Linked DNA regions of Mus musculus: region 2 is linked to region 1. Evidence: chromatin loops called from intact Hi-C (ENCODE). Cell type or tissue: heart. All regions are shown on one strand. Each heading gives the region's core, and the rest is flanking DNA. Links, peaks and the distances in the headings are about the cores only.

Evidence for each region. Peaks named below come from ENCODE experiments on the same cell type or tissue, not always from the same donor. Only the 100,000 strongest peaks of a DNase experiment are listed, where the experiment ranks them.
Region 2: it touches region 1 in a loop (2.4-fold over the local background); 1 of 42 quality-filtered maps calls a loop at or near these places.

Annotation. Positions count from the first base shown.
Region 1 is chr13:73,404,284-73,407,196 of GRCm38, forward strand. No RefSeq gene overlaps it. Among named protein-coding and RNA genes, the nearest start is that of Eprn, 58 kb to the left of the region's middle. In heart, for the core only: a CTCF peak has its summit at 1,678; no DNase peak of the experiment used is centred there; H3K4me3 peaks cover 816 bases; H3K27ac peaks cover 577 bases; H3K27me3 peaks cover 400 bases.
Region 2 is chr13:73,343,980-73,346,892 of GRCm38, forward strand. Eprn (ephemeron, early developmental lncRNA) reads right to left here. Exons shown (of 3, transcript NR_045293.1): 2 at 2,517-2,913; 3 at 686-1,259. Among named protein-coding and RNA genes, the nearest start is that of Eprn, 1.9 kb to the right of the region's middle. In heart, for the core only: a CTCF peak has its summit at 1,665 (motif pointing right); no DNase peak of the experiment used is centred there; H3K4me3 peaks cover 670 bases; H3K27ac peaks cover 1,434 bases.

The DNA of each region.
Region 1 (2,913 bases), core at 222-2,721:
TGCCTGAACCCTGCTGTCATGTCTCCTGTCTTTATTTAAACATGGCTGTGATAATAGAATTCCCAAGCCAACACCTGCTCCTTCCTTTTCTGATTGTTGTTTCTTTTTTTGAGACAAGGTCACATATGAAATCCTGGTTAGCCTGCTGTGTAGACCAGGCCAGGCTGGCCTTGAACCTGCAACCATCTTCCTGCCTCAGCTTCCTGAGAAGTGGGATTACAGACACATGCCACACTTAGCTGTCCTTTTCCACAAGACTCTAGTCCAGGGAGAAAGATCACCTTATTTTCAGTGAATAGAAACCAGCTAGAGATTTCTCCAGTCTCCTCCCCTGCAGGGCAGTGGTCTTCTGGTCCCTCGGCCTCTGTCCCAAGCCATACAGCCCCAAGTAGCAGAGGGGCAGTCCTATTCTAGTGCATCAGGTCGACACTTGGGGCTTAGGATAGGTGAAGGCTGAACCCACCTGTCACCTTCCTCCTGCTGGGCTGATGGACAGGCCTTATAGGACTCATCCTTAACTTTAGTCTTTAATAACCAAACTTCAGGTCACTCCACCTGTAAGACCCAGCATGCAAGTCAAGAGTCCAGGGGACAACCAAGTCTTTAACTAGAGACACCTCTGCAAGCACATCAGTGAGCCTAGTGTGACCTGAGCAGGGGAGGCTTGTCTGCAGGGCCCAGGTGTATGCTGAAGCAAAAGTGCAATACAGGTGGGGATTCTTGGGGCCAGGTAAGAGCCTAGGCATCTGTACCAGTTGGTTTGTCTGTCAACTTGACACAAGCTGGAGTTATCACAGAGAAAGGAGCCCCTCTCGAGGAAATGCCTCCATGAGATCCAGCTACAAGGCATTTTCTCAATTAGTGATCAAGGGTGGGAGGGCCCATTGCAGATGGTGCCATCCCTGGGCTGGTAGTCTTGGTTCTATAAAAGAGCAAGCTGAGCAAGCCAGGGGAAGCAAGCCAGTAAGTAACATCCCTCCATAGCCTCTGCATCAACTCCTGCTTCCTGACCTGGCTTGAGTTCCAGTCCTGACTTCCTTTGGTGATGAAGAACAATGTGGAAATGTAAGTTGAATAAATCCTTTCCTTCCCAACTTGCTTCTTGGTCATGATGTTTGTGTAGGAATAGAAACCCTGACTAAGACAGAATCTTTGCCACAAAGTCTGCAGGCCAGTGGTTTCCAACCTTTCTAATGCTTCAGCAACCCTTTAATACAATTTTCCATGTTGTGGTGACCCCCCTCCCACTATAAAATATGTCTTTGTTACTTTATTACTGTAGGTTTGCTACTGTTATGAATCATAAATATTTGATATGTGGCACTGGGGGGGGGGGGTTGTGACCCACAGGTTGAGAACTGCTGCTGTAGGTCCAATTGGGGTGAGGCAGCTATACTGGGATATGGGTGGGAATCTCCTTTACCGATTACGAGATGATCTTCAACTAGGCTGAGAAATGGAGAGTGTTAGCAAAATTGCCTGTGGGAAGTGACAGGGTTTCTCTTGACAGGTACTCTGACCCGTCTCTTCCCACCACTGAAAAACTGTCCTGGGACAAGCTCAGCCACAGACCTCCAGTCTCCTGCAACCTGACACCCTAAGGTCAGTACGTAACTGGAGCCAGACCCTGCGTCAGAGCCTCAGGGTTCCACGTTCCCAGAGCAAGGGCGCCACCGCTGGGCGGGCGAGGGGAGGTCATTCTGCAGGCAGATTGAGACTCTCGAGGGGATGCCCTGATTGTGGGTCTTTGGAAAAAGGAGGAGACTGTTCCCCAGAATCCCTTTCATAGGGAAGTGGGCAAAGTCGCAATTGATACTCCTACCCCTACTCTGGAGACCAGGCCGGCCACGCTCTACCGGAAAGGAGAGGACCACTCTGAGTGGAATGTGAGCCAGTAGTTTCCGAAGCTGGTTGGAGCAGGGGGAGGTCCCTGCCAACTTCCAATCCCTAGATCCTTTGCCTGAGGTCATAGGCTAGGTAAACGTGGTCCCTCGGTTCCCCTCCTGGACTGCTGAAAGACTGTGGAGTAGAAGGGCTGCTCCACCCCTCAAGACTCTTTTCTCCACTCCAGCTGCCTGGATCCCAGCCTGCCTTGAGCACCTTGCCACTAGCCTGTAGTGGGCATCCTTGACTGCTCCCGCTTTGGACAGTTTCACAGGCTCTAGGGCCCAGCTATTGTGGCCCATAGCCCTTGCACTTCCCTCTATCCTGGGGTTCCGCTGCCCTCACTTCTGCTTGGATTCGGCATCACCCCCTGCTTCTCTCCCTCTGTCCTCCTCTTGGAACCCCTAAGAGATCCTCAGTTGCTGATTGTTTGTATATATTGCTTTCCTCCCGGGTCTAACTGAATACTAAGCCGGTCCCTGCTTTCCACTTTCTCATGGAACTCCTGCCGACCCTTTCTTACCCTTCCAGAACTCTCAGACTCTGATCTCAGTCCCCACACCTGCCAGGCAGCTACAAACATGCTTGGATTCTCTTTGGAACAAGTAGGCTCCCAGCCCTGCCTGTGGACACTGTCCCAGGACTGGATGGATGGATGGATGGATGGATGGATGGATGGATGGATGAGCAAGCTAAGGAATGAATAAGCATCTTTTCTTCCGGGCACTGGCACCAAGCTTTCAGTCAGTCCAATTTGGAGGACTGAATTGAGCTTATCAAGTTTGAACACAATTGTCTGCTACAACCCAGTTATGTCCCCTGCTGGTCTATAACATCCAAAAGTGAAACAGTTGCATTTAAGAACCTCTTAAGTCTGAAAGTGAGAAAAGCCTTGCACAGTTTTCTCTCTTCTTTTCTGAGACCCCCCTGGCTGGGCATTTGGCTGCACACCAAGCTTCTTGCCTTCTAGCAGGGTAGGGGCACCTCAGGGAAGGCTATTATTCCACTCATCTGCTGGCCACTGTAGGG
Region 2 (2,913 bases), core at 138-2,637, 60 kb before region 1:
CTCCAAAGTAGACTTTACAGACGCTAATTCTTAAGACCTCCACACCTGAGATCACTTCTCCAGAGACCTGAGGTCCCAGCCTGAAGATTTCTGGGGTAGGGAAAGGGGAGATTAGGTTAACTGTGGACTTTGGATGCTGATACCTTCCTGTGGTAGCCCTGTGCTTCTTGTCTCTACAGGGACAGTCCCTAATAGGACAAGAGTTTGAAGCTGGGTCTTACACCTATAAACCCAAAGAATACAGGGCAAAACAGTGCAGCAGCAAAGTCAAAAAAAAAAAAAAAAAAAAGCCAGACTGTCTGGACCCTCGCATGAAGGCTAACTTCCATTTCCCCTTCCTGAAAGGTAGAATCAAGTCAGGCTAAAGGCAATGTTTCCCTTCTCAAGGTTGCTAGTGAACTGAAGCCCATGTTTTACTTTGGTCTGGTTTTCTCTGTCCTTGCTGCTCTCAGTTCCTTGCTGTTGCTTACTGTAGACAGCCCGGTCCCCATGGGCACAAAGGTAATTCCCCAGAGCTTAAAGTATGTTCCTTTAGCATTAGATCCAAAGGAATTCGCCCACTTTCACTTTTTTTATTATTATACATAAATACTGTAGCTGACTTCAGACCAGAAGAGGGCGTCAGATCTCATTACGGTTGGTTGTGAGCCACCATGTGGTTGCTGGGATTTGAACTCAGGACCTTCGGAAGAGCAGATTTATTTATTTATTTTATAATAAATGAGTACAATGTAGCTATCTTCAGACACACCAGAAGACGGTATGGGAGCCCGTTACAGATGGTTGTGAGCCGCCATGTGGCTGCTAAGAATTGATCTCTGGTCCTCTGGAAGATCAGTCAGTGTTCTTAACTGCTGAGCCTCTCTCCAGATCCTCACTTTTCCTTTTAATTTGAGTGGCCATTTTAAACAAAAATTGGCCATTTAAGTAAATAGTCTCTCTTGTCTGAAGCTGACAGCCTCACAGTTCGAGGGTTGTTGTTCTTAAATGTTTTAATGTCCCTTCTAGCCCACCACACCAGAGGTAGTGGGAAGGAAAGATTAATAGGGCAAAGAAGAACCTGTTTAGAAATAGTTCTTTGGAGCAAATCCAATCTGCATTGTCAGGACATCAGCAGTACAGCTCACAGGAATCGGCAGCTCAATCCAATCTTTCAATCAGGCATCTTTCAAATGGTCTTGTATCTCCGTGTGGGTTGCCCATCCTCTGGACTAGAGAAACCAAGGAGACCAGACAGTAGACTCTAACCAGTGCAAATTCTGCAAAGAGGAACACAGATGGACGGACATGTTCCCTTATCTTTAAAGAAGCAGCATGGTTAATCAGAGCCTGACTCATCCTAGCAGAGGGCTTAACTGGTAAAGGAAAGACTGAAGGAAGCATAGCTCCTCCCAATTCCAAACAACCCCTGGGGACAATATCTTCAAGTCTTCTTAAACACCCAGCAGTAAAGTATAGCAATAAAATACAAAATAAAAACTAAACTAAACTTCAAAAGAGACAATAATTTAGGACACGTACAGGCCTTCCTATTAAATCCTGTGTATGGTCTACTGACACACAAGATAGGACAAACACAACCACTCCAGGTATAATACAAAGATAGGTTCTATTTATCTTTACATTTGCCTACAGATATGGCAGTATGTCATGTGAGGGCAATGCCCTTGGAGGCCAGAAGAGGGTGCCAGATCCCTGGAACTGGAGTTCGAGATGGTTATGAGCTGCCACGTGGGTACTGAACTAAGCCCTGGTCCTTTGGAAGTGCTCCTAACCACTGAACGATCTCTCTAGCCACCCCTCAAGATAGGCTTTACTTATATAAGCCTATTGATGTAGATTTATCTAAATCGGTAACAATAACCTTACTTAATTCTGTCTTTCTCACGACTTTTTCATCTGACATTTTCAGTATTCAGTGGTTAAAATCTTATCCTATCTTCCTTTTAATCTGCTCTGTCATCGGTATGATTTTGTTGTTGCTTTACAATCCAAGGGATCAGACCTTGAAGAGGAATCTCCTGGAACAAATATGGCCCTGGTTCTCCTGACTTTCGCCCTCTCTGGGACCATCAACAGTTAGAACCTTGTTATTCTCACTTTAAACTCTGTGTTTCGATCTTGTAAAGTCTGTATCTTCTAGAATATGTAACACCCTATTTGTTGCTTCTTGCTACCAAAATTATAGTCTATCCTGTGCAGATAGCTCCTTTGAGCTTGATACAATATGTAGGACTCCATTTTCTTAGGTGGGTTTCTTCTCTGCCCGATCTGGGGAACCCGACCTCTGACCCACAATCTTCTACCTGAAGAATGTCACATAGTCCTCCCTCCCCCACCCTTGCCCCAACCCCAAACTTGCCCTGCACATATCTGGAATTCCTGGAATGCCTTTCCACACAAAGGAGACATTCACAGTACTTTAAACTCCAATGAAACTTAACCCTAAGAAGAACCCCTTCCCACTATCCAGGGGTGTATGCATGCAAACCCACCCCAAATAAAGGAATACTCACAAACTAAGATTGTCTAAGAGAGCTGTTCCATTAAAATCCGGGGAGATGTCTCCCTTTGTGATTTCTTTTTGTTTCTACTTCCATTTTTAGATCCTGGATGGTTTTGTTTAATTCCTTCATCTGTTCAGTTGTGTTTTCCTGAAATTCTTTAAGGGATTTTTGTTTCCTCTTTAAAGCTTCTATTTGTTTACTTGTGTTCTCCTGTACTTCTTTAAGGGAGTTATTTATGTCCTTCTTAAAATCCTCTATCAGCATAATGAGATGTGATTTTTAAATCCATATCTTGCTTTTCCGGTGTGTTGAGGTATCCAGGACTTGCTGTGATGGGAGAACTGGGGTCTGATGCCAAGTAGCCTTGGTTTCTGTTGGTAAGGTTCTTGCGCTTGCCTTTTGCCAT